Regions from separate parts of the Homo sapiens genome. Here regions 1, 2, 4, 5, 6 and 7 are each linked to region 3. A link is a loop called in an ENCODE intact Hi-C map of the cell type or tissue named here. Cell type or tissue: endothelial cell of umbilical vein. All regions are shown on one strand.

The links. A loop is a pair of places that touch in the nucleus more often than their neighbours do. Peaks named below come from ENCODE experiments on the same cell type or tissue, not always from the same donor. Only the 100,000 strongest peaks of a DNase experiment are listed, where the experiment ranks them.
Region 1: a loop joins it to region 3, with 9 times the contacts of the local background. A loop is called at or near these places in 5 of 110 quality-filtered maps.
Region 2: it touches region 3 in a loop (15-fold over the local background); 79 of 110 quality-filtered maps call a loop at or near these places.
Region 4: it touches region 3 in a loop (18-fold over the local background); 2 of 110 quality-filtered maps call a loop at or near these places.
Region 5: a loop joins it to region 3, with 13 times the contacts of the local background. A loop is called at or near these places in 46 of 110 quality-filtered maps.
Region 6: it touches region 3 in a loop (9-fold over the local background); 35 of 110 quality-filtered maps call a loop at or near these places.
Region 7: it touches region 3 in a loop (7-fold over the local background); 53 of 110 quality-filtered maps call a loop at or near these places.

The regions. Positions count from the first base shown.
Region 1 is chr6:109,594,612-109,598,611 of GRCh38, reverse strand. All of the region lies in intron 17 of AK9 (adenylate kinase 9), which reads left to right. Among named protein-coding and RNA genes, the nearest start is that of AK9, 95 kb to the left of the region's middle. In endothelial cell of umbilical vein, no CTCF peak of the experiment used is centred here; a DNase peak (open chromatin) is centred at 2,481.
Region 2 is chr6:109,702,998-109,706,997 of GRCh38, reverse strand. All of the region lies in intron 1 of FIG4 (FIG4 phosphoinositide 5-phosphatase), which reads right to left. Among named protein-coding and RNA genes, the nearest start is that of FIG4, 14 kb to the right of the region's middle. In endothelial cell of umbilical vein, a CTCF peak has its summit at 1,636 (motif pointing left); a DNase peak (open chromatin) is centred at 1,647.
Region 3 is chr6:110,388,769-110,392,768 of GRCh38, reverse strand. DDO (D-aspartate oxidase) reads left to right here. Exons shown (of 5, transcript NM_001372108.2): 5 at 1-985. Among named protein-coding and RNA genes, the nearest start is that of DDO, 25 kb to the left of the region's middle. In endothelial cell of umbilical vein, a CTCF peak has its summit at 1,734 (motif pointing right); DNase peaks (open chromatin) are centred at 1,748 and 2,848; H3K27ac peaks cover 634 bases.
Region 4 is chr6:109,791,753-109,795,752 of GRCh38, reverse strand. It overlaps FIG4 (FIG4 phosphoinositide 5-phosphatase), which reads right to left. Exons shown (of 23, transcript NM_014845.6): 21 at 3,089-3,171. Among named protein-coding and RNA genes, the nearest start is that of FIG4, 100 kb to the right of the region's middle. In endothelial cell of umbilical vein, no CTCF peak of the experiment used is centred here; DNase peaks (open chromatin) are centred at 1,402 and 1,862; H3K27ac peaks cover 1,821 bases.
Region 5 is chr6:110,038,036-110,042,035 of GRCh38, reverse strand. LOC107986631 (a long non-coding RNA gene) reads left to right here and starts at 1,792. Exons shown (of 3, transcript XR_007059702.1): 1 at 1,792-2,514; 2 at 3,497-3,589. RefSeq lists an enhancer at 2,134-2,373. In endothelial cell of umbilical vein, CTCF peaks have their summits at 1,752 and 2,408 (motif pointing right); a DNase peak (open chromatin) is centred at 2,425; H3K4me3 peaks cover 410 bases.
Region 6 is chr6:109,524,772-109,528,771 of GRCh38, reverse strand. The region is part of intron 29 of AK9 (adenylate kinase 9); the gene reads left to right. Among named protein-coding and RNA genes, the nearest start is that of ZBTB24-DT, 43 kb to the right of the region's middle. In endothelial cell of umbilical vein, CTCF peaks have their summits at 593 and 1,582 (motif pointing left); a DNase peak (open chromatin) is centred at 1,571.
Region 7 is chr6:110,052,261-110,056,260 of GRCh38, reverse strand. No RefSeq gene overlaps it. Among named protein-coding and RNA genes, the nearest start is that of GPR6, 76 kb to the right of the region's middle. In endothelial cell of umbilical vein, a CTCF peak has its summit at 2,439 (motif pointing right); a DNase peak (open chromatin) is centred at 2,490; H3K27me3 peaks cover 157 bases.

The sequences.
Region 1 (4,000 bases), 790 kb after region 3:
TTTGACCCAGCCATCCCATTACTGGGTGTATACCCAGAGGATTATAAATCATGCTGCTATAAAGACACATGCACACGTAGATTTATTGCGGCACTATTCACAATAGCAAAGACTTAGAACCAACCCAAATGTCCAACAATGATAGACTGGATTAAGAAAATGTGGCACATATACACCATGGAATACTATGCAGCCATAAAAAATGATGAGTTCGTGTCCTTTATAGGGACATGGATGAAGCTGGAAACCATCATTCTTAGCAAACTATTGCAAGGACAAAAAACCAAACACCGCATGTTCTCACTCATAGGTGGGAATTGAACAATGAGAACACATGGACACAGGAAGGGGAACATCACACACCGGGGACTGTTGTGGGGTGGGGGGAGGGGGGAGGGATAGCATTAGGAGATATACCTAATGTAAATGACGAGTTAATGGGTGCAGCACACCAGCATGGCACGTGTGTACATATGTAACAAACCTGCAGGTTGTGCACATGTACCCTAGAACTTAAAGTATAATTTAAAATATATATATAAATTACACAAATCAAAAATTTAAGACAAAGGACAAGCTGGGGAAAGTATTTATAATAAATATAACATTAATTTCTTAGAAAGCTGTAGAGAATCTAATATGTGATCAAAAAGCAAGCAAGGGATGTGAGCAGATTTTATCAAAGAAGAAATACAAATGGTTCATTGAAAATGTTTAGGCACTGGGTTTCTCAAGTTGCCCACTTGGCCCTCTTCCAAGTTGTACTTTCCTTTTTTTCTTTCCTTTCCTTTCTTTCCTTACCCTTCTAAAGCTTTTTAATAAACTTCCACTTCTGCCCTGAAACTTGCCTCTGTCTCTTCTTCTGCCTTATGCCCCCCAGTTGAATTATTTCTTCGAAGCAGGCAAGAATTGAGGTTGCAATAAAAAAAAATTTTTTTTGAGACGGTGTCTCTCTCTGTCCCCCAGGCTGGAATGCAGTGGCGCCATCTCGGCTCACTGCAAGCTCCGCCTCCCAGGTTCACACCATTCTCCTGCCTTAGCCTCCCGAGTAGCTGGGGCTACAGGCGCCCGCCACCACACCTGGCTAATTTTTTTGTATTTTTAGTAGAGATGGGGTTTCACCATGTTAGCCAGGATGGTCTCGATCTCCTGACCTCGTGATCTGCCCGCCTCGGCCTCCCAAAGTGCTGGGATTACAGGCATGAGCCACCGCGCCCGGCAAAAAAAAATTTTTAAAGAAAATTTTTAACGTTTGTTTCAATAAAAATTAAAACAATGAGATACAATTTCTCATCTAATTGGCAAAGTTTTTGACAATTGGTAATAGTGAGGCTGTACTGATAGAGTCACTTTCAAACACTGTTAGGAAGTATGAAAATTGATACAGATGCTTTTGGCAGCAATGTGGCAATGTGTATGAAAAGACTTTAAAATGTTTACTCTTTCATTCCCTTTGACCTGAAGTCATGTGAGGAATCTAATCTGAAGAAATATATAATATTTGGACAAAGATTTACAGATGTTGTAAAAAAAAACACAATGTTAGTAAAATAAAGATTTTCTATATAGATTTTCTTCACAGTGTTATAATAAAATTACAAATGACATAAATATTTAACAGTAAGGGGTGATTAAACAAATTAAGGTTTATTTGTTTGATAAAATACTATAAAGCCATTAAATTTTATTTCAAAAAAAGGTTGAATGAAGAACTAAAAATAGAACTACAGTACGATCCAGCAATCCCACTACTGGGTATCTACCCAAAGGAAAAGAAATCACTATATCAAAAAGATACCTGCACTCATATATTTATCGCAGCTCTATTAATAGCAATGATATGGAATCAACCTAAGTGTCCATCCATGGAGGACTGGATAAAGAAGATGTGGTATAAAACCCAGTCACTTTGTTTAGAAGCCTTAGCCACCCCTCCCTTCCTGTTCACAGATTTCATTGCAGTGGCACTCTCTTCACTTCATGCCTGTCATATTTCTAGGCATTAGGCACACCTGCTAGCCTGAATTAGGAGCCTGAGCTACCCCTCCCTTCAGGTGCAAACATCTTGGTGCAGCAGCATCCTTTCCACTCCATGCCAGGACACATCTCCAGGCATTTGGAGCATCCACTCTTCTAGGTCCTCCAAATGAGGAGCTTAGGCTGCCCTAGGATGAGGATGAGGAGTTTGGGCTGCCCCTCTTTTCCCAGGCAGAGAACTTGGGGCAGCAGATTTCTCCACTCCATGACCTGGCACATCTGTGGGTACTTGGTAACTATGCCCAGATCCCCTCTTGGAGCTGGTGCTGGTGCCTGCCATTGGAAGACATGTAGGTGGGTCAGCCCAGTTAGGCTTCACTCAGCTTGGTCTCTTCTCCAGGGCTGAGCAGGAAACTGAGACCACTCTGCCTTCCACCTGACAGCCCATTGCCTAAGGCAACAGAGAGCTTCCCACGATAAAGATCAAGCAAAGCATATACCCATCTGCATTGGCTGCAGCTAGCTCTTATCTGCAAGTGCCACCTGTTGGCTCAGAGGTTGAACTGCAATACCCAATAGAAATAGATTTTTTTCGTTTTTATTTTATTTATTTATTTATTTTTCTTTTTTTTAAATTATACTTTAAGTTCTGGGATATATGTGCAGAATGTGCAGGTTTGTTACATAGGTATACACGTGCCATGGTGGTTTGCTGCACCCATCAACCCATCATCTACATTAGGTATTTCTCCTAATGCTATCCTTCCCGTAGTCCCCTACCCAATGACAGGCCCTGGTGTGTGATGTTCCCCTCCCTGTGTCCATGTGTTCTCATAGTTCAACTCCCACTTATGAGTGAGAACATGCAGTGTTTGGTTTTCTGTTCCTGTGTTAGTTTGCTGAGAATGATGGTTTCCAGCTTCATCCATGTCACTGCAAAGGACATGAACTCATCCTTTTTTATGGCTGCATAGTATTCCATGGTGTATATATGCCACATTTTCTTTATCCAGTCTATCATCGATGGGCATTTGGGTTGGATCCAAGTCTTGGGTATTGTGAATATTGCCACAATAAACATACATGTGCATATGTCTTTATAGTAAAATGATTAATAATCCTTTGGGTATATACCCAGTAATGGGATTGCTGGGTCAAATGGTATTTCTGGTTCTAGATCCTTGAGGAATCACCACACTGTCTTCCACAATGGTTGAACTAATTTACACTCCCACCAACAGTGTAAAAGTGTTCCTACTTCTCCATGTCCTCTCCAGCATCTGTTGTTTCCTGACTTTAATCACCATTCTAACTGGCGTGAGATGGTATCTTATTGTGGTTTTGATTTGCATTTCTCTAATGACCAGTAATGACAAGCTTTTTTTCGTATGTTTGTTGGCCGCATAAATGTCTTCTTTTGAGAAGTGTCTGTTCATATCCTTTGCCCACTTTTTGATGGGGTTGTTTTTGTCTTATAAATCTGTTTAAGTTTCTTGTAGATTCTGGATATTAGCCCTTTGTCAGATGCATAGATTGCAAAAATTTTCTCCCATTCTGTAGGTTGCCTGTTAACTCTGATGATGGTTTCTTTTGCTGTGCAGAAGCTCTTTAATTTAATTAGATCCCATTTGTCAATTTTGGCTTTTGTTGCAATTGCTTTTGGTGTTTTAGTCATGAAGTCTTTGTGCATGCCTATGTCCTGAATGGTATTGCTTAGGTTTTCTTCTAGAATTTTTATGGTTTTAGATCTCATGTTTAAGTCTTTAATTCATCTTGAGTTAATTTTGTATAAGGTGTAAGGAAGGGGTCCAGTTTCAGTTTTCTGCATATGGCTCACCAGTTTTCCCAACAGCGTTTATTAAACAGGGAATCCTTTCCCCATTGCTTGTTTTTGTCAGTTTGTCAAAGATCAGTTGGTTGTAGATGTGTGGTGTTATTTCTGAGGCCTCTGTTTTCTTCCATTGGTCTATATATCTGTTTTGGTACCAGTACCATTTTGTTTTGGCTGCTGTAGTCTTGTAGT
Region 2 (4,000 bases), 690 kb after region 3:
GAAAGGAAGTCAAAGAATCTCAGCCAGGCTTCAGCTAATTCCTGTCCCTGACACCCTACCCACCACTGAGAGGAGAGGGGGTAACCAATCTAACAGCGTTCACCTAAGAAGAATGGTTTGTAAACTATACGTGCTTGTTAGCAGAAAAGGGAGCCCTTCTTGAGGACTTAAAAAATGGCTTCTAGGAGAGGAAATAGCAATTGCAAAGAACTGAAAAGGGAAGAAGATGGTATGTTTGTTACAGGCACAAGAATAAGCGAGAAAATGTTCGTTCACAAAGCACCTAACACAGTGACCACAGCAGTCAGCACAAAAAAGACACTCAATAAGTGTTAGTTCCTTTTCTGTCCTTCACTTTGTAAGATGTCAGTGAGACTATGCCATTGTATTTGAGGAAAAAGACAAACGCCAGAGGAAAACAGAGAGTAGCCCAAAGGGAGGAAAGCATGTTCAGGACCAGAATGGACTCACAATGGGAAAATGCGCCAATCTGTTAGTAGTCAGTCTATGTCCTCGGGAGAGAAGAGCATGCAAATTGACAATCATGAATAGCATGCTATAACAGAGGCATGAACTAGATGCCATGAGAACACAGGAAGGGCATTTGACTTATCTGGGGATGGTCAGAGCAGGCTGGTGTTGTCCTGATTCTGAATTTGGCCTTGAGGAACCTCTAAGCAGGACTTTGGGCACTGAGCCAAGACAAGGCCAGTGAACCACCCATGTCCACCTGCACCAATCCCTACTCATCACCTGTTCTCCCCAAAGCACTTTTGTTTCTACCTAAATGTAGTACTTACTTCTGAAAGTCTTGTCTAAATTTGTTTGGGGCTTGTCTGCCCCCTACTATAAGCACCTCGGGAGACTGGGGCTAACTCCTTAACCTCTGTGGATTTTAATTTCCTAGTCTAGTAGCACAATATGGTGCCTCAGGCATTAGCTAAGTGTTAGGTGAAAGAACAACTATGTACCACAGAGTAATCATTTCATGTGCTGGGTAATTTTCTAAGACATTTACACTAACCCAGCTTTTCTGGGTAAGCACATAGAAAAATGGCTCTTTTAAGTCAACCACTCAGTAAGGAGGAACATCCTAGGTTTAAAAGAGGTAAAATCCCTAAATGAAATTCCCTAGAATTTTATTTTTTAATTTTAACTTCTATTTTAGGTTTGGGGGTATATGTGAAGGTTTGCTACATAGGTAAACTCATGTCACAGGGGTTTGTTGTACAGAATTTTAATAAATCCTACGAAACCTAAAGATTAATTGCAATGGGATGATACTTTGGCAGTTTGTGATTTTAAAAACAGATATAAATCCTGACATGCTCATGGGCAAATGCATTATTGGACTTCGAAACACATACTTAGGAAGGCAGATCTGTACTTCCAATATCTAGATCCTTCCAAAGAATCCATGAATCAGAGGAGCCAAAGGCTAAAACCCACAGAATCTGGAAATAGATCAGAGTGGAGGGAAAGAAATGGGAAGCACTATACCTACCCGCATTCTCTCTCTTCTCAAACAGTCTAAGAATCCTAAAAACGTTTTGTGCAGAGAATAGCGACCTCATGTGGAGCCAGTTATGAGGGAAAGAAAACCCCTGCTTTTCAGCTGGCCTACTGTAGACCGCGGAATCACTGCCTGCACTGCCCTCTGGTGGGCAGCTGACCATCCACTTTCACACCAATTTTTTAAGAGGTAACTTCCAGAAAGGCCTTGTTTCTACTCGTTCTTATTTCCTTCCTATTGAATATATCAACACTGTATATCCTCAGCCTTTGTTACATTTAATAGTATGCTTCAAAATGGACCTCAGCATTTTGGGGATTAAAAATTTCCCTAAAGTTTCCCTCCACTAAATTTTTCTCCACTGTTGATTTTTTTCCCAATTTTTAATTTAAAAAAATCTTCAAAGACAACAGAACAGTACAACGAACACCCATATACCCTTCATCTAGACTCACCAACTGTTAACATTTTGTTGCATTTGTTTTCTCCCTCCCCCACTCCTGATAGATGCTTTCTTCCTCTGAACCTCTGGAAATGAGTTGCAGGTATCGTAACACATAATCATAATATCATCAATACAATATATATGTACAATTTATATTCCAATTTTCCCCCCATCTCCCTATAATACCCTCTATAGCTGGATTTGATAAAGCCAGAATCTAATCAAGGATCATGTACTACCTATCTTTATGTAAAGTTATGTTACATCTTTTTAAATCTTTTAATCTAGAATAGTTCATCAGGCTTTGTTTTTCATGACTTCCCCATTTTTAAAGAGCCTACTTTTTTTTTTTTTTTTTTTTTTTGAGATGGAGTCTCACTCTGTCACCCAGGCTGGAGTGCAGTGGTGTAATCTTGGCTCACCAGAACCTCTGCGTCCTGGCTTCCCAGGTTCAAGCAATTCTCCTCCCTCAGCCTCCCAAGTAGCTGGGATTACAGACGTGCACCATGACACGTGGCTAATTTTTTTTGTTGTTGTTGTATTTTTAGTAGAGACAGGGTTTCGCCATGTTGGCCTGGCTGGTCTTGAACTCCTGACCTCAAATGATCCACCTGCCTTGGCCTCCCAAAGTGCTGGGATTACAGGCATGAGCCACCATGCCTGGCCCCAAGCCCACATTTTTTTACATACATTTTCTTGGTGTTTCTATTGATGTCACTCATTGGACCACTGACTAGTAAATGCCTCATATGTGTCAGGCACTAGGCTCGATGCCTGAGGAAAAAGATAAACTGAAGATATATTTTGGATATATAACTTACTGGTAGATGGGATCAGGAAGGAGAGTAATAGATCCAATTACCTTTAAGCAGATAGCTAGATGATGGTGCCACTTACTGATGTCGAGATGACTGGAGAAGAAACAGGTTTGAAGGGAAACCAAGAGTTCTGTTCACAACATGCCCAGAGAGGCCAAGTGAGAACTCAGTGGGTAAAAGAGCTCAGTGGGTGCCATCAGCATGTATGCAGCATTTAAAGCCATGGGACTGGGTTAAACCTACTAGAGAGAGTAGGGAGAGTGACGAGAGCCCAAAAAAGCTAGCCTGAGGAACTCCATTATTTAGAGGCTGGATACGGAGAAGGAACCAGCTGAGAAGATTGGGAGGAATGGCTGGTGAATGAGAAAACCCCAGCACGAGGTGGACTCGTCAAAGCAAAGAAAGATCATCTGGGAAAGGAGAAAGCAGTCACATCAGATGCTGCTGAGAAGTCAAGTCGATAAGGACAGAGCATCTGATGACAGGCGCTTGTGAGTGGCCCTTCTGTGGGCAGTCTCAGGGACAGAGAGGGGGCAAGATCCACAACAGAGATGTCTGAGGTGCAAAACAGGTAGAATCCTGGATAAAGATGGAGGAGTGGACACCTCTGGTCCTCCCAAACATCTTACTAAAACCATAGTAAAGTTTTTTATGTTTGTTTTTAGGCTCAAGCCCCAAGAGCAAAAGGAGGAACAAAGAAGATAAAGGAGAAAAATAAAAACCATTTGAAACTGAAAAGCATGTGTAACAAAGCTGACTCCTAAACTGGCAATGGTAAAGTCAAGAAGCAATCCAATTTACACAATAGAACCTCCAAAAGGCTTGGGAATTTGAAGCCCCTGATACCTCTGTAGTGTCAGAAGAAGATAAAAAGAAGAGAGCACAAAAAGAAGTTAGCACAGCTTCTGAAAAGAAAAAAAAACAAGCTTCAAACTAAAGATCAAGAACAGAGTAACATTAGAAGCTCTCAGCAACAATGCTGGAAGGTGGAAGAGAATGACATAAGGCCTTCAAAACTCTAAAGGAAAATTCATTCCAATCCTTAATTCAGTATTTATTTTATCAATCAAACCTGAGGGTGGCATAGGACATTTTTAGATACTCATGGGCTTAAAAAAAAAATGAACTTCTATGAACCCTTTCTCATGAAGTAATTAAAGGAAGTACTCTACCAAAACGAGGCCATAATCAAGAAACAGGAAGTGATGGGATCCAGGAAAACAG
Region 3 (4,000 bases):
TAAAATGACAGCAAAGAGACTGAGAGACTGTTGATCAAAGCACAGAACAGGTTCAAATAACTTTTCCACTGCATGAAAGTTTAATTAGACATTTCTTTGTTTTCAACATTAGAAGTGGTGTAACATGTAAGCTGAGCACGGTGGCATGCCTATAGTCCCAGCTACTTGAGAGGCTGAGGCAGGAGGATTGTTGAGCCCAGGAGTTTGAGTGCAATCTGGGTAACATTTTTTAGAGGTGCCAGTTCCCACCTCTAAAAAAAACACCAACAACAAAAGAAATGATGCAACATGTAGGCTTACTTAGGAAGTCCAGCATTAATGGCATAGGGCATAAAGCTCTATTTTTTGTTAAAAATACTTCTTATAGAGTAAAATTTATTTAGAACTGATGTCCAAGGACCTATGCAGATTTATATGAATGTTGGAAGCTATAGAGATTTTGATATCATTTGGCTTATAAATCCACAGGAGGAGATAATGTATGGAAAACATTTAAATCACTGTCAATTGCAGAGCTGCCTGTGATCTTCTTAGGTTATAGCCAAGTCAGCAACATAATTCCTCTAAATAAAATTACATTGTGCTCACACAGTGCTGGATTATTACATTTAATTGAAGACAAAGCATGCTTGCTCCTAGTACTAGCAGCAAGCTTTTCCTCCCCTCAGCTGGTAATGATGGTAGGAGACAGAGATGAAGTTGCCTATGTATGTCATATCAATTCAATAGCTGCCTGGGGTCAAACACCTAGGGGTTGTACATTCCATTACTGTAAATGATTGAGAGCTGGTTTGTGGTATGGTTGGCTTTGCCTAAGCATTTTTGAAGATGAACAGCATGTGCAGCCAAAGAACTAATTTGCTAATTAAGGTGGAACAATCATTCTGAATGAAATATAATCAGAGTACTCCGCAGTTTGTTAAGAAGTATTGGGGAGGAGGGGAATGTGTCTCACAATAAAATGAGTTGGAATTGTTGAGTTAAATGAATTTAACCTGTTTTTTGACTCAGGCCTACTCAGAGCCTCTAATGTGTGCACGTGTATTGTGAATCCTCTAGAGAGCTTGGGTGGACGGAAAATGAAGTGCTGGTATTGAAGTAAAGAGGCTTGAGGAGGCTGGGCACGGTGGCTCACGCCTGCAATCCCAGTACTTTGGTGCAATCCCAGCACTTTGGGAGGCTGAGGTAGGTGGATCACTTGAGTTCAGGAGTTCAAGACAAGCCTGGCCAACATGGTGAAAGCTCGTCTCTATAAAAATACAAAAATTAGCTGGGCATGATGGTGGGTGCCTGTAATCTCAGCTACTCGGGAAGCTACTTGAACCCGGGAGACGGAGGTTGCAGTGAGCTGAGATCGCACCATTACACTCCAGCCTGGGTGACAGAGCAAGACTCCGTCTCAAAAAAAAAAAAAAAAGGCTTGAGGAGAAATGGATTTAATTTTAATATTTGGGGAAGACGACTTCTGTTAAATGATACAGTAAGTTATATTTTGGACATCCTGAGTGAGATACAGGGTTGCCAATGAAAGTGTGGGAAAGAGAAAGCTCTTAGCACAGCTACAGCTTTACTGTTGCGTTCATTCAGAACTTGCATATGATTTTGTTTGCAGAGAACATTCTGCTGGTAGACAGTGAGAGAAGCCCACCAGTGTTTTATGCAGTCATAATCATTCCTTGCAGTATTAACATTCTCAAGTAAAATCAAGTGTGGGCTCTTTTCTATAGATTTCCACCAGGGGGTGGTGTTGTATCAGATTCAGATACATTGGTACATTCAAAAATTTAGAAATGACTAGAAATGAAAGATGGATACCAGGTATATAGAGTGTGCGTGCTTCTTTTGAGGTTTTGGAGTTTATATACTCCAAGTGCAACTCTTCTGAATTCTGTTTTAAGTATTTGAGAAATGTATAAGTTTAGACAGACTGGAAACACATATGCATCATACATAATCTGTGAGAAATAAAAGGTTATGATAAAACAGCATTTTTTAAAGGAGGAAATAATTTTTTAATAGTTAAAAATAAAAATGAAGGCCACTGTTCAGAATAGGTAGAATTTCAGTCATTTCGAAGCAGCTTTAAGTGTACTCCTTTGTTCACTATGCCTGTGGTTCAGATCCTGTGGCATTTTTATTGTGTGTTGTGGGCTCACCTTCTATGACCTTTGCCTATTTGTTACTCTAGTTCAGCTTCACTCTGCGTTTTATATTTCTAAAGTGCAATGCTACAAGAGTGCAAGACTGGAGGCTTCTTGAGAAAGTGGTTGTGGCTGCATGCCCTGATTTCATTTTCACTAATTGCTAAATATTGTTCCCAGTGTCTCTGAAACATTATTCATTTTGGTCAGTAGCTGCCAACCTGGGCTGCAACTTAGAATCACCTGGGAAGTTTTTAAACAATGTTGATGCCCAGGCCTGCTTTATGAAATTAGAATCTTTGGTGGGTGGGGCGGAGCTGCTGCATCAGTGTTTACTTAAAGCTGTCCACAAAGTTCTGAGAGCCAGGGCTGAGAACCACTGAGCACTACTTCCCTCCCCTCCTTCTAGGCCCCCACTGCTAGCGTCACCATTATCCTTCCCTTCCTTCCTCGCCATCTTGGGGCATCGAGCTCAGAGGGATGTGCTCACTTAGGCAAGTGTGTCCTTAGGCACTTCTGGGCAAGGTGGCCTAGAGGAATTAGCTGTCCCAAAATAGCTCTCTAGAAATACTGGAATCACCTTGCTGGCTATCAGTCAGCTGCTCCAAGACAGCTATCTGTCTTTATCTGAAAGACAACAGACTGAATGTACAAATGGACAATGGCTAGACCACATATAAAAATAGAACTCTGGCCCACAAGCTGCAGCAACCTGCCCAGGAAACCAATTCCCTTATCTACAATAAACAACACAGGAAGCCAGCCTGCTACACAAGTATATCAGACTTGCAGGAAGCCATATTGCCATCTCTAGAAATAATCCAGAAAGATAAACAATAACTTCTGTAACAATTCACACAAAATGGCCAGGACTTGATTAATAATTGACAGCATCCCTAATTTTTGCCCCCACCTCTAACTTAGAACAAATCAGAGAAAAAAAATATGCTTGCCCCCACTTCTAACTTAGGACCAACCATATAGGATGCTTTGCTTCTAGTTAACTTGCCTACAGTGTCCCCATGCCTATCAGGACATATGTGAAGTCTTCTCTTTTTTCTGTTGTGAAGCTTTCTCACCCCTCTGCCTACCTTTGAATCTCTGCCAAATGTAAGTGTGATGGGCTGACTCCCTTGCTATAGTAAAATCTAAAGAAATAGCCTTTGCATTTCTCATTTGACTGGTATATTAGTCAGGGTTCTCCAGATAAACAGAACCAGTGGGACATATGTAGACATATAGAAAGAAATTTCTTATGAGTGTTGGCTCACACAATTATGGAGGCTGAGAAATCCCATGATCTGCTGTCTGTAAGCTGGAGGCCCAGGAGAGCTGATGCAGTTCTAGTCCAAGCCTGAATGCCCGAAACCCAGAGGAGCCAGTGGAGTAAGTCTGAAGGCCACAGTGCTGAAATCCAGGGACAGGAGAAGACAGATGTCCTAGCTCAAGCAGAGAGCAAATTTGTCCTTCCTCACCTTTTTCTTCTATTCAGGCCTTCAACAGATTGGATGATGTCCACTCACATTGGTGAAGATAATCTTCTTTACTTAGCTTACTGATTCAAATGCTTATCTCTCCCAAAGATATCCTCATATATACACCCAGAAATAATGTGTTGCCAGCTAGCTAGGCACCCTTAGCTCAGTCCATTTGACACATAAAATTAACCATCACAGCTTATCTTCATTTACTTCAAAGATTTCAATGTTTATATAAGTTGAGGTCTTCCTGGGTAATCGGTGCTACTGCCTGAGAATAGACTGCTTTATTTTTTCTTTCTTGTTTTCTATTTCAGAACATCTTTTATTTTTTTCTGAACATGAAGAACAACTGATTTCCTTCTTAAATCTCTGCTTTCA
Region 4 (4,000 bases), 600 kb after region 3:
GCATGCACCTGTAGTCCGAGCTACTCAGGAGGCTGAGGCAGGAGAATTGCTTGAACCCATGAGGCGGAGGTTGCAGTGAGCCGAGATCATGCCATTGCACTCCAGCCTGGGTGACAGAGAGAGACTGTCTCAAAAAAAAAAAAAAAAAAAAAAAAAAGGACTGAAACCAAAAGAACAGATTTCCTTATTTCCTTTCCATTTTTTTAACTACTTAAAAGTATTTTCTTTGAAGACTATGGAAAAGTTTACCATTTGTTTTTCATTAGCTTTTTTAAAGGTCAAGAAAGTGTTACAGAAACTACCAATTATTGTATCATTACAGTGCTAAAGAAAAACTTTCAAACAGCTTACTTTTATCCAACTTTATATCTTCAGCAAGTAAAAAATGTTGATCCATTTTTTGGGAAGAATGCCACATAGTACTGATTATTTGTACAGAACTTTAAACTTCTTAAATCAGGTGTACAATCACTGCCAGAGTTTTCTAAAAACTGGCAAGTGTCGGGAGGCTGAGGCAGGAGAATGGCGTGAACCCCGGAAGCGGAGCTTGCAGTGAGCCGAGATTGCGCCACTGCAGTCCACAGTCCCGCCTGGGCGACAGAGCGAGACTCCGTCTCAAAAAAAAAAAAAAAAAAAAAAAAAAAAAAAAAAAAAAAACTGGCAAGTGTATGAAGCTTTGAGGAAGTAAGTAGAAAGCTTTCAGGTCTGGTAAAATAGCAAACCAAAGATACTAGAAAAGGTGAGGGAAAAGGAAGACATAGACAGCGGGGCTCAGCAATTAGAAAAAAACTACAAAACCGAGAAATCCTTAGGCGTCCAAAGGTGGGCAAGGCCTAAGGTAGGAAAAACAGGCAGAAGAATGGGAAGCTGGAAGACAGGCTGCGGAAACCACTTCTAGCTGTGTGGCTTCCCTTCTCCACTGGTTCTGTGATAGGCCAGGTGGGAGCTGTTACATGCAAGCCAGGCTAGGTCACTGTCTACTATGTGCACAAACATAGCCAGCCAACTGAGTGCAGAAACGGGGTGGCAGGGGCACCTGCCAATTCAGCGCAGAACTACCTGGGCTCTAGCCCTGCCTTGAAACTCTCCCCTTTGGATCAGAGGAGGCACTAAGAAAGCTCCAGAGCCTAGCTGAGCCAAAAGTGGGTGCCAATCAGTCCCTGAACATCCCTTGGTCACCCTCTGGCACAGTTACCCCACAGATACTGATGGAGGGAGGATTCCTCTGCCTACTGCAATGCCCATGGCAGATGGAGAGGGGAGATATTCCAGGGCAGGCAAGGCAGTAAGGGCAGTGTGCCCACAGGAAGGGGTACTCACAGGGAAAGAATGATCAGCCCCGTTTCTCCCCTTCCCCCAAGGTCTGCATCATAAGCAGAGGCAGCTGATTATGATCAAGAGAACAAAAAGGAGGGAACAGCCTAAAATCCCACGGTACCCAGAAACACAGGATATGACTCCTGGATAAGGCACTAAATGGCTCTACTTGCTGCGCTATTAGCCCATAAAAGGGGATAATATCTTTTTAATCTACTACAGAATTGCCTAAAGAACAAACAAAACAGTGTAAACTGTTATACAATGAAAGGAGGTATTATCTTCAGAATATCAAACACAGAATTTTATTCTAGGACATGGGTTCCTCCCTCCCCTGAAGTAACCCCTTCAATCCTTGGCACATACACTCATTCCCTCTGCAATAAACAAAGTCATATTACTCAGTCAGTAACTTCAGATAATTCATTCTTCAGGCCACATGGTTTGTAAAGGCCCACTTCAACTACTACAGAGTTTGGCTACAGAGTTCTGACAGCCATGATGAATAAGTACTGTGTGTTTGTGTGTCAGAGTGAGGAGGGTGTGGCTGTGCTCTGATGACTAAATTGGCTTCCAGTCAATGACGCATATTCAAAAAAGTGCAAGTTACAGGAGCTGCTTTGGCAGTCAGGAAATGCTGTGCATTTTATATTTTATATATTATAGAGTAGTTTTTATTAATTGAAATGAAAAGCTGACAATATCTAATTCAATGGATTCTGTAAATGAAATGCCCTCATTTAAAAATAACTGAAGATCAGTGCTCATTTTATATTATACAATTTACATTTTACAGACACATTTACAAATTTGTATAAGTGGAACTGTATTCATATGCAATAATCAAGTCTTCTAAATCCATGTATTAAGCTGAGGAGGTGTTTGCAATGTTCTCATCAGGTTCGTGGGGATTTCTGAGTGAAGGATTCTTTTGAGAATCTGCTAAATCTATCTTCTCAAAAGGACACACATACACACGAAATTATGCACATGATTTCAGGGAATGCCTTATGGGTATCCCCTCCTTTCAACTAGATTTGCCTAATAAAGGCCTATAACATTGTGAATTAGCACCCTATTATTACTGTTTTCTTTTTCCTCCTCAGTCACCACTCCCACCAGCATCCAGGACCTAAAGTGATGCAAGGTCCTCATTTGTCAATATCCCAGATTTATTTTGTGAGAAGGGACTTTGATCTTGAGGATTTAGAAATGCAGGAATGTACTGGTACTTTGGTTTGTAGTTTACATATGAGCAGTGCAGATACCTGCATGCATCATAAATTTTTATCATTGAGGGGCAGAGTCTCAGGCATTTAGCACTTTAACTCTGTATATAAATCAATGTTTCAGAATTTGACCGCCTCAATGCTGAAACTGCATTTTAAGTGGAATTCATTTTCTTCTGTATTGCTGACTATTTTCATTTCTTAAAAGTTATATTAGGCTGGACGCAGTGGCTCACACCTGTAATCTTAGCACTTTGGGAGGCTGAGGTGGGCGGATTGCCTGAGCTCAGGAGTTTGAGGCTAGCCTGGGCAACACAGTGAAACCCCGTCTCTACTAAAATATAAAAAATTAGCCAGGCATAGTGGCGTGCACCTGCAATCCCAGCTACTCAGGAGCCGAGATCATACCACTGCACTACAGCCTGGGCAACAGAGCAAGACTCTTGTCTCCAAAAAAAAAAAAAAAAAAAGGTATAGTAGTTAGAAGTTACTGTAATTATAAATATTCATTTTTCTTTAATATCTACATGAAAGTATCTCACCTTGAATAAATGGAGAAATCTTCTTCTGAGAGGCCATCTGAGAGGTTAATTCCATATAGCTCCTTCATGGGTTGGACCACATTCTGGGGTTTAAAAAAAAAAAAGAAGAACCAGGAAGAATTTTTAGACATATAGCATATCAATAATTTCCCCAAAAAAATGAAACTGTGAATTTTTCCACAAAAGCAATCACAGTGCTTCTTTAACCTGTTCATTAAACTTCTTAGTTGATGGTTTTAAAAAATTTTGATTTCCATTTCTGCTAAAAATAGTTTATTCTAGGATTTTAAAAAGCTGTTAAATAATTACTAGGTGTTTTTGTATAATGCAGGAGTTGGCAACCTTATCCTGTAAAAGGCCAGATAGCAAATATTTTAAACTTTTTTGGGTTATGCTGTCTCTGTTGCAAATACTCAGCTCTGCTGTTATAGTGCAAACGTAGTCACATACAATGAGTAAACACAAACAGGCATGGCTGGATTCCAGTGTAATTTTATTTACAAAAAAAGGCATCAGGCTGGATTTGGCCAATATGTCATAGTTTGCCAACTTCTGGAACATGGATTTAGCTCTTGTATTAACACATTTTTATTTGCCTTATCCATTTCTAAATGAGTTTTGGATATTTCTAGAAATCAAATTTCCCCAAAGCTAGAGTTGGTCCTTTTGTTGCTTATTTCTATTTGTTTCCCCCAATCTATCAGTAATATTGAATTGAACAGGATGAATTTCCCATTGCAGCCATTCAAAGATTGTGAAGGCCACGTCTAAATCCTGTGATCCAACAATGTGCCCAGTAAGAGAATAAATGGACCTCAAGCGGATGGGCTGATCAAAGAGGGCCAGAATTCACTTGAAAATTCTGAAAGGATCAGAAATTCACCATTACACATGCGAGCAAAAACACCAATT
Region 5 (4,000 bases), 350 kb after region 3:
GACACCGACCATTCAGTCCCCCACACTCACCTCTTTATCTCCTCTCCCTCCTAGTCTCCTCTCACCTCTGTCTCTCTTTCCTTTCTCAAATATCGATTGAGTCCCAGTTACTCTCCCTTGTACTGAAGTGACACAGAAGTGGACAAACACAGACCAAGTCCCCAACCAATCACTAATAGGTTAGACATTGTCCTAGGTGTTTATGTCGAATGTTCCTAACAACTCAGAAAATTGGGTTTATTATTCCCATTTTACCTACATGTAATTAAGATCTAGGGTGGTGTCTGAAAGCCTATGCTTATTTTGTAGAACAAATGAATGAACAGAAGCATGAAGAAGGTAAGTGGCTGATCCATAACCACACAGCTCCCAAGTGGTTTAGCCTTGATTTGGCTCCAAACTTGCACCCTGCTTAGCCTTTTAAATTGGGTGGGGTTGAGAGGTTACTTCAACTCTAGTTCTGTTACCAAACCAAACTTGTGTCTGCTTGCCTAATGCACAGAAAAAGCCAAATACTGACACCAGGATTTGCAGTGAGAGAAAGTGAGACATTTATTGCACTGAGCAGAGCCAAGGAGAATGAGCAGCTAACGCTTAAGACCCAAACTCCCTGATGGCTTCCAAGCAGGGGTTTTTAAAGGTGGCAGGGTGTGGTGTGTTGGGGATCGTCTCCAAAGTGAGAGAATTTCTGGAACTTTTAAAATCTACTTCTTGGCTTCAGTCTGTCTGAGATCACTGTGAAGACAGCTGGCATTTTCCATCAGGTGGGAGTCCTGGTTTCTTAAAAACAACTCAAGGACATATGTCAAGATGTTATCTTTAGTTTCTGTAGGGAAACAAACATCTTGTGACTCTGACTTATTTGGGTGGCTATTGCAAAAGTTATTATGATCTTCTCACTTAGGGGGTTATTTATTCAATTCTCTAATTGCTGGCCGTAGGGCTAGTTGGGTGCCTGGAATTTCCCTTGAAGGGACTCAAAATTTTTCCATGCTGGGCAGGGGACAGTGGTTGGGGGAGCCCAGCAGGCCCCTAAGATGGTTCCCTGCCTGTCTCAATTCTGGAGACTGAGGAGAGCGAAAATCACCTGGTGACCACTGAGCAGGCCCCGGAGATAAAAACTAATTATCTGAACAATTCAGAAAGGAGCAAAGACCACCTGGTGACCACCAAACAGGCCATCTGGAGGCAAAACTCCTTATCTGGGGAATTTAGAAGTAATCAAACTTCTCTAGTATCTAAAGTTGTCACCTTTAAGCTGAGGTGCAGTGGCTCACGCCTGTAATCCCAGCATTTTGGGAGGCCGAGGCGAGCGGATCACTTGAGGTCAGGGGTTCGAGACCAGCCTGGCCAGCATGGTGAAACCCCGTATTTGCTAAAAATACAAAAATTAGCTGGGCATGGTGGCACGCGCCTGTGATCCCAGCTACTTGGGAGGCTGCGGCAGGAGAATCGCTTGAACCCGGGAGGCAGAGGTTGCAGTGAGCTGAGATCTCGCCACTGCACTCCAGCCTGGGCGACAGAGCGAAACTCCGTCTCAAAAAAATAAATAAAATAAGTAAAGTTGGCATCTTTAAACTTTCAGAGGTTCCAATCCTCTTTCAACTTTTATAAGCAGCTAAAATTTCTATACATCTCCGGAATGCCGTGCTGAAACTCATTTTACAACCCTCAACTCCCACCTTAAAAGGTTCATAAATGCTGGTAAGGAAAATCCACCAGGGTGCGCTCAGTCCTCTCGCTGAGGTGCCCCACTGCACCCTTTTGTAGCGTTCTTCCTTTCTAATAAACGTTCCTTTTTCAAAGCTGTACTGTTGTCGGTAAATTCTTTTTACCAACCCCCCAGTCGACCACTTCCCGGTGCCGGGGCTCTGACACCGCGCGCAGAGACAGAGGCAGGCGGCCCCCTCTCTGCTGCCCCTTCTCCCTGCTGGTCTCATGAATGCTCTCACCTGAGCTTCTCCTTTTCCTTTTCTACTTTCTCCTTTACCAAGGGCGCAGCTGCTCTTCGGAGAGGCAGTTGGGTCCACAGAATCAGCTGCCTCTTGGAGAGCGGTGTGAGGTTATGAGGGAGCTGAGGGGAAGTAAAGAGAGGGTCCAGTGTGCCTCACCTTGGTCCCACACACCGAAGGAAAGGGTTTCAGAGAGGACTGGTGGATGCTGACACACCGTCCATTTTGAGAAGACTCCTTGTATGGGTGGCAGTGTGCTTCCCCAAAACTCATGTTGAAGCCCTAACCCATAACACCTTAGAATGTGACTGTATTTAGAGACTGGATTTCTAAAGAGGCGATTAATTTTAAAGAGACCATTAGGGTGAGCCCTAATCCAATCTGCCTGCTGTTCTTATAAGAAGAGGAAATTGAACCTGCAAGGAGCTATTAGGGCCTCTTGCAGAGAGGGATGACCGCATGCAGAGGCCACAAGAGGGCGCCCTCTGCAAGCCAAGGAGAAACCTCAGAAGACACCAACCCTGAAGAGGAAATTGATGTTGGACTTCTGGCCTCCGGAAGAGTGAGAAAATACATTTTTGTTTAAGCCGCCCAGTCTTTGTGTGTGTGTGTGTGTTTTTGTCTTTGTGTGTGTGTGTGTGTGTGTCCCTAGCAAAGGAATGCAATTTTTTTCTCATGTCCTCAAAAAACTTAGTTCATGTGTAGAATTTAAAGTCTGAGGAATCGCCACTTACAAATACTTTGGGTATTTTGTTTTTTTTTTTTTTTTAGACAGGATCTCTGTCACCCAGCTGGAGTGCAGTGGCATAATCACAGCTCACTGCAGCCTCCTGGGCTCAAGTGATCCTCCCGCCTCAGCCTCCCAAATAGCTGGGACTACAGGCATGTGCCACCATGCCTGGCTAATTTTTAAAATGTTTTGTAGAGACAGGGTTTCACCATGTTGCTCAGGCTGGTCTCAAACTCCTGGGCTCAAGTGATCCACCCACCTCGGCCTCCCAAAGTGCTGGGATTACAGGTGTGAGCCATTGTGCATAGCCAACAGACACTCCTCTGAGGGAGGCAGTCAATCTGGGCAGTTTCTACAAGTTTTTTTTTTTTTCCAACAGAAATCAATCATTTCTCATCTTAGCTTCAAGTAATTACACGAGAGTTGTTCAAACTTTAGCATGCATCAGAATCACCAGAGAGCTTGATAAAACTGAGATTGCTGAGCTCCACTCCCCGAGTTTCTGATTCAGTAAGTCTGGTGTAAGGCCTAAGAATGTGCATTTCTACGGTGTTCTCAAGTGATACTGATGCTGCAGGTTTGGGGACATATTTTGAGAACCAATATATTCTATTTTAATTCCACCATTAATGGTTATTTTTTATTTTATTTTTTTGAGACAGGGCCTCGGTCTGCTGCCCAGGCTGGAGTGCAGTGGTGCAATCATTGTAACCTTGAACTCCTGGGCTCAAACGGACCTCATGCCTCAGCCTCCTGAGTAGCTGGGACTGTAGACCCAGGCCACCACCACACCTAATTTTTTTTTCTTTTTTAGACACAGAGTCTTGCTGTGTTGCACAAGCTGACCTCCAACTTCTAGGCTCAAGTGATCCTTCCACCTCGACCTCCCGCAGTGTTGGAATAACAGGTGTGAGCCTGCACCCCAGCCTAATTCCACCATTAATTTGTAACTGGTTTTTGCTATGTTTAAAACTTCTTGGAGGACACTTAGGAAGCCTTCTTCCCCTGTGTCCTGTAATGAGGAGTGGGCACTGTGGTCAGGGTGCTTGGCTAGGGGGTTTAGTCCTCCCATTTGGGGCTATTTCCTGGCCCTTCTGGCCCTGCCCACCCAGGAGGGCGGAAGAGAGCTGTGGTCATCTGAAAGGATACCACGGCAGGATGTGAGGGCCCAGGCGACAGGGTAAAGAGCTGCCAGCATGCGTGGCTATTCTGAGGCCTAGAATTTATGTAACTGGAACACAAAGTCTCAATCCCTAGGGCCAGAGAGGGATTTGGGTCAATGGGAAGTTGAAAACAGCAGGAAAATGAGCCCAAGTAG
Region 6 (4,000 bases), 860 kb after region 3:
ATCTGTATAAAAATGTCCAGCCAAACAAGGAGAAGAGAAAAAGAGGAATATCAGAAAATACAACTTGCTACAAGTGCAACCACATGTCACCCTGGTGTGAATATGCTGGACTTCCGTACAGAGGACTGCTGATATTGTACAGTGCAACTGCAACTGCAACTGCAGGCACAAAGCATTGCAGAAGCGGGGCCAAAGTAATTGTTGCTTTGTCAAAACAAAATATTCACAACCAAAAGTAGATAAGAAAAAACCATTGGACTGAGAAAATTATGGCACCATGTAAGAATAAGAACCCTCCTCTTAATTATTTGCCTCGATTTTCATTCATTTATTCATTCAGTCCATCAGCAAACATTAATTGAGCTTTGTGTCTGACACTGTTTCAAATACTGGCAAATCAGCCATGAGCAAAACTTACAGAAATCGTAGCCTCATTATAATGCTCATTTCTCTCATCAAACATGTTCTGAAAGTTTGCTCTGTTTAAGGTGTCATGCTAATGTTTAGGATCAAAAAGATGTCCTAACCTGGAATTAAGTACAGTTAACTACTTTAAGCCCTTGGGAGTCCCTAGTGGTCCCCTTCTGAATCACTTCAAATGTTTCAGCAGTGAAGGAGTCCAGGCTTTGCAGTTAAACACACCTACGCAGTATCCCTTCTCCAGTTCTCACTGACTTTGTTCACTGCTCTCCAGTGCCTGGTGGAGTGCTGACACATGTGACATTCAACTTCAGTTGTTTCGCTGAGGTTGTATAACATTGAGTAAGTCACTTAGCCTCTGTAAACCTAGGGCTTTTTATTGTAAAATGGGAAAAATTAATACATTTAGTTTCCCTAATTAATAATAATTTAATTTCCCTTTGCTACTCTTCAGTTAAATCTTCTTTTCTTAAGAATTAATTTTCAGGATAAACTTTAAATGTTCTTTATAATTTTTTCATTTGTTAACATTAGAATGGTGTGATTTCTTCTGATTTTTCATTCGGAAATTCAATATTCTATGTAGAGGTTAAATAGGATTTTGTAAGTCAGCTCTCCTGAGACTTCATGTTTGTAAAACTGTCTGTGTATCCCACAAAACTGATACAAACAAACTCGCAGCACAACTCCTGAGATGTTTGATGAATAAAAAATTAAAACTGTATGTGGGGTTTTTTTTTTCCAACTCCTTTGATGGAAATTTTATATGTCCTGCTACTGACTCAGACAATAAAGTAGACAAAATATAGCATCTCAGGGATGAGTTAGTGTGCTTGTTACTATTGGTCAGTGTGCCACCCTAAGTGGCATCCATCCCGACTCCACATCTATACTGGAGCTCACTTCCATGAACAGATCCAGGGGGGTTTCTCACATTTGCCTTCTTATGCAGAATATGCAGTTCTGTGACTTGCCTTTTTCAGACTAACTGGGGAATCCCTGGCGGAGAAAGCCCTTCCCAGGTTTGTCTTCTTGCCCTAAACAAAATCATTGTCTTTACTGTCTTTTTAGCACTGAATGGGACATTTCCAACATTAGAAATCACTTCAATATCCCAGTCATTACTTGCATTAATTTCATAGGGAAATGTCGCCATCTTGTGGACCTGTAGTCTCAGAATGTGACTGTAAGGCAGCCCCTGGCCTTGCTTGTAATCCTCCCTCTCTTCCTGTCCCCTGGCTCCGTCTCTGGGTCTCCATTAGGTGTTGGGTAGCCACTGGGAGGTGAAAGCAAGGGAGGGCCAGGACAGGAAGCCCGGGGAGCAAGTGAGCACAGTGTCAGACTACGCCTCGGAGAAGAGTAATAGAGACACATTGTTCATAGGTACTGAGGGAAGGCCCAAGTCAGGGTCCACATGAGGTTGAAACAAGGGTCTGGACCAAGTACCAAGCCAAAACCATCTCCAGGATCCTCTAGGGAGAAGACAGAGTGTTTAGACCCAAAGGTTGATACACAGAGGGCTCTTCAGGTTGAAACAGCAAGCAAAAGTGTGCATGGGTATACGGGTTGGAGACAGATTCAAAGCACTGAAAACCAAGTAGTTCACAATAGCTGCTCCACAGGCAGTGTCAGTCACACCACAGCATAATAAAGAAATTTGGGATCTAGATAATGAGCACCTGTGTCAGGAAGCCCTGAGAACTCTGACAGGTCTTTTACTTCTTCTTCCATTTCTTCATGCTTTCCTCTTCCGTCACTTCTCTAATCATAAAAAAATCCATCGCTCTCCTGGCACAAGCTTCTGTCCAGATGTAGCTTCCCCTGTCTTCCCCTACCAGTAGACAGTTGTAACACAGCTTACCCCAAATCTAGTCCTGTCTCTCTGAGACTATGAATTTATTTGCTTTCTGCTTGTCCCCTCTGTTTTCTGTTTCTCTGTTCCCCTTTTCCGGCCTTCCTTGGATTATTTGAATATATTTTAGAAATTCATTTTAATTATCTATTGCCTTTTTTTCTTTTGAAAAGTGTGTAAAATTTTTATTTTATTTTTTCTTTTTCAATTTGTATTTTAGGTTCAGAGGGTACATGTGCAGGTTTGTTACGTGGGTAAATTGCATGTTGCCGGGGTTTGGTGTACAAATAATTTTGTCACCCAGGTAGTGAGCATAGTACTCAATAGGTAGTGTTTTGACCCTCACTCTCCTCCTACCCTCTACCCTCAAGTAGGCCCCAGTGTCTTTTGTTCTCCTCTTTGTGTCCATGTGCACTCAAAGTTTAGCTCCCACTTATGAGAACATGCAGTAGTTGGTTTTCTGTTCCTGTGTTAACTTGCTTGGGATAATGGACTCCAGCTCCATCCATGTTGCTGCAAAAGATATGAATTCATTCTTTTTTATGGCTGCATGGTATTCCATGGTATATATGTACCACATTTTCTTTATCCAGTCCACCATTAATGGGCATCTAGGTTGATTGCATGTCTTTGCTATTGTGAGTAGTGCACTGCATGTGTGCATGTGACTTTTTAGTAGAACGATTTCTATTCCTTTGGGTGTATACCCATTAATGGGATTGCTGAGTTAAATGGTAGTTCTAAGTGCTTTGATAAATCTCCAAACTGCTTTTCACAGTGGCTGAACTAATTTACATTCCCACCAACATTTCCTTTTCTTCATAACCTCACTAACATCTGTTATTTTCTGACTTTTCAATAATAGTCATTCTGACTGGCATGAGATAAGACACCACTGTGTTTTCGATTTGCATTTCTCTAATGAGTAGTGACATTGAGCATTTTTTCATATGCTCGTTGGCTGTGTCTATGTTTTCTTTTAAGTGTCTGTTTATGTCTTGTGCCCATTTTTTAATGGGGTTGTTGTTTTGGGCTTGTTGATTTGTTTAAGTTCCTTATAGATTCTGGATATTAGACTTATGTTGTACGCATAGTTTGCAAATATTTTCTCCCATTCTGTTGGTTGACTGTTTCTTCTGTTGATAGTTTCTTTTGCGTGAAAAAGCTCTTTAGTTTAATTAGGTCCCACTTGTCAATTTTTGTTTCTGTTGCAATTGCTTTTGGAGACTTTGTCATAAAATATTTGTCCAGAACCAAAACAGCATGGTACTGGTACAAAAACAGATACATAGAGCAATGGAACTCAGAAATAAAGCTGCACACCTACAATCATCTGATCTTCGACAAGGTCGACAATAACAAGCAATGGGGAAATGACTCCCTAGTAAATAAATGGTGCTGGGATAACTGGTTATCCATATGCAGAAGAATGAACCTGGACCCCTTTCTTTTACCATATACAAAAATCAAAATGGATTAAAGATTTAAATGTAAGACCTGAAACCATAAAAACCCTAGAAGAAAATCTATTGCCTTTTTAAGTATAACTCTATGCTTCGTTTTTTAGTAGTTATGCTAGAATTACAAACACATCCTTGGCTTTTCACATTCTACTTAGGGTCAATATTATTCAATGTAATATTGTAAAAACCTTAGAACTGTCTAGCTCCATTTGCCCCACCCATCTCCAACCCACTAACATCCTTTATGCTCTAGTTGTGATGTGTT
Region 7 (4,000 bases), 340 kb after region 3:
TTTGCCTATGTGAAAGTGATAGGAAAAGAATGAGGGTGGGTTCTGTGGATGAAGGAATACATTTTTTTAAATGAACGAACAAATAAACAAAAAATGTGTGGAACTCATAAACAGCTGGGTAAAGTCATTTTAATGGATACAACGTTAAAGAAGTTTCTGTTTCATCATGTGAAGTTGATTTGTGCTTTTGAAACTTTGTTTAAATTTGTGTTGTGCAAAGATTTTAAAAACTACTGTCATTTCCAAATTGTTCTCATGATATCTCACTGGGTAATGGAGTTTAAAAGATAATTCTAAAACCAAAACTGTGTGTTATCCGTTTAATTTAAAAAATTAAGTTTTAGAAAATGCAGCACCTGAAAGGAAAAGGAAGGGAAACTACCAAGTCAGACAATGACAGGATAGCCCACTCCAGTGCGGTAAATCATTTAAAACAATGGTTGTCACTGTAGTTTTTTCCTTATAGCCATTATATATTTTATGCTGAACTGTGAACTCATTTACTCCTATTTTGTCCTCTGGGTATTGTCACCCTCTCTATGAACACCAGCGTGTCTAACTTCCCTGAATCACTGCCGCCTTGCCTTCTTAGGGCCAGCATTGGAGACCACAGCCAGCCTGCCATCCCCAAATGCCTGCTCTCACTGCTAATTTCCTGAAGGCCTCTCTGTCTCCAGGAGTCCATTAATAAGATGCAAATTGCTCTTTGAAGGGAACTCTTGGTTGAAGCAGATTGGTCAATACTCTTGATAGTTGGAAGGCAGCCAACACCTGGGCAAATGCAGAGAGGAAGAGAGGATTAGGATGGAGGACGGAAACTGAACAGGACAGTGAAAACACACTTTCACCCCTCACAACTTTACTGAGGCCACTTCTCTCCTGGTAAGCTTCAGTGTCCTGGGGAAGATGAGCAAAGGTCATGGTCGGCTGTGGGTTTCCACTCAGTCGGGTCCAAATGATGTCAATTTTCGCCTTCCTGTGGGTTCCCTGGGACTCCGCTGCAGCTTTCTATGTTATTTTCCCGAAGGCTTGATGAGTGCTGAGGCTGCTCCGCTGACTGCAGACTGTGAGGCGAATTCTGCAGTTCCATATCTACTGGCTTTTCAACACAGCAAGACGCCTTGCTGGTGGCCTCCAGTCTGAGATGCACTGCCACCCCCAGTGCCTTTTCCAGCTGACTCTCCAACTTTCGAGCCCCTGTCTTGCCAGGTGTGAGAAACAGTCCTAACTGGCACCACACCCTCACCCTCCAGGGCCACGCACACAGGTGTCTGCAGTGGTCAGGAGGGACTGGTCTTGCTTGCTGCCAGTCAAAGGTGACAAACCTCTCTGGGTCTCCAGCTGATGGCCCCTGGGGTTCCTCATGCTGGGGAAGGTCCCTGCTCTTGAACACTCTGTCTGGGGCATCTGGGCACCTAGAGGCAGCTGCAGCCAAGGATAGTTTGAGCACACCCTCCTCTCTGAAAGAATGGGAGGGAACCATTCTGATATATGCGGGGAGAATGGATGCGCAGCCATTTCCCCAGTCGGTCTCTCACTTCATGTACTTCTTTTCCATCGGCCCAGTGAACTGCCCCAGTGTGGTACACTGGGGCGGGTGTCAGAGAGGGCTCTGTTTAATTATCTTAAAATAGGATTTCTGGGTCGGACACAGTGGCTCACACCTGTAATACCAGCACTTTGGGAGGCCAAAGCAGGAAGATCTCTTGAGACCAGGAATTTGAGACCAGTCTGGGCAACACAATGAAACCCCATCTCTACAAAAAATATGAAAATAAGCTGGATGTGGTGGCACACGCCTGCAGTCCCAGCCACTCGGGAGGCTGAAGTGGGAGGATCGCTTGAGCCTGGGATGTTGAGGCTGCAGTGAGCCGAAAGTGTGCCATCGTACTCCAGCCTGGGTAACAGAGTGAGACCCTGACCACACCCCAACCCCGACACCAAGAAAAGAACTTGTGCAATAGAATTTTCAATGTTGTCCTTAGTTCAGAAAATTCACTCATAATGTCTTGCCATCATGTCCCCAGAACCATACAGTATGGTAGCTGGAAGTCCCCTGCCCTCAACTACTGGTGAGAAAGCCCTCGAGGCAAAGAGCCTTGCCCAGTCCCACAGCTAGGCAGTGGCTGTGCAAGGTCAGAGCCCACAACTCCAGGCTTGAAGTTCAAGACTCCTTTACTCCTTTGACCCTACATAACTTTAATATATGCAATGGGGACCTGGTTATTCAAAGGTGACTTTGAGAATAGGGAACTGGTATTAAAAGGTGATTTAAGTAGATTTACTCATTATTTGTGTAAAAATTGACACACTGTACAAAAATATAGGATATTGGATTGTTAAGTACTCAGCACTAGTAAAACGCTTTTTTTACTTTTTTAAAAGTGTTCATGGAAATGTGTTTGGGATGAAACAGGCATTCTGGATGATCAACAGGTGGCAGTGTTTCCCTGCTTTATACAATCCTGCCAGTCTGTTCAAGGGAAGAATGTTGTTCGTGAGTCTGGGATTAGACTCTAATCAAAGGACTTTTTAGAAACCCTGCCAGGTGGAGCGACAAGACAGTGCCTAGCAGGGTCCTCCCTGAGCCTCCTGCACCTATTTGCTAGCAGGTGGTAATAGAAGGGTCACCGGGTAAAGCAAGCTTCTCCACAATGACCTGCCTTCATCTCTCAGAGGGGAAGGGTTGAGGAAGACAGAAAAGCCATGCTGACCATGCTGGGCTTAACTGAGTTGTTTATTCAAGCTTAATTTAGAATGTGTTTTGAAATATTTCTTTTCCATTTGCTTTTAATTTGAAAGCATAGAGGGGCATGTTCATGATAGGAGGTGAGATCTGGGGAGACAGGGCAACCTGTCCAGTGTGAGCTGCTATCTGGTGATGAGGATGCAGCCAGCTGGGTCCTTGGGCCGAAGGGACTGGTCCAGGTTGGGTAAGGATGCAGAAAGGAGAGGAAACTACACCAAAACACACAGACCATTGCCTGTTGCTTGTGTGCCCCAGATCAAAAAATAGACAGAGCCATAATAGCAGCCAACTTTTATTCAGGCTATGTGCCAGACACTGTTGAAAGTTTTTCATTTATTTCTTACCACCACCAGGAAGGTAGATACTATTATTATACCCATTTGACAGATGAAGGAAAATTGAGTTTCAGAGAGGAAAACCTGACCATATAATTAGTAACAGAGGCAGAATTTGAACACTAAACCCAGGGAGTCTGACTCCATGCTCCTGCCACTAGTTGACTCCAACTGTCCTGCACAGAGGAGAGCAGAGGCTTGTGAGGTTGAGGCTTGCTGCAGTAGCTCTGGGAGGCCCTGTTTCTTTAAAAAGAGCCATATTCATTGGCTGAGAAGGAACTCTGTGGAGTCGGCCTCCGGTGCAACAGGGCGTCCTGTCCTGGGAGGGTGCATACTGCACATCTGGACTGAGGACTGACTGACTTGGAACTCCATCGTTGGTTAAGAATTATACTTACCATTTTGGAATGATAATTGCAAATTCTTGTGGTTTCCCCAAATAGAGGGGGCCCATCCCAGAGGGAAAGCACTGTGGACAGTCTGCATGGAGTCTTGTGGGGTCCTCAGGGCTGTGTGGAATGCCTACCCACGCCGAGGAGGTCAGTGAGGAGCCACGACCTAGGCCAGGATTTGGCAGGAACAACACTGAAACCTTCCATTTGAAACTGGAGGGATGCTTGCGACGGTTGCCAGACTGGAGAGCCATGTTCCCTCTGTTGGGCAGTGATCTCACACAGTACCCAATCTGGGGTAAAACACCTCACCTTTGTATCTGGTTTGTGTTTGTGACTTCTACTCCACAGAATGTGGTTTAGGCATCTATTCATTCAATCCTTCTGAAAGGATTGACACCTGTTATATACAAGGCTCATATGGGAAGAAGAATAATCAGCAGCAAGGACACCAGCTAACATTTGTTAAATGCCTATCACATACCACGTCCTATGACAGGGACCCTTAAGCCTTAGGAAGCTGG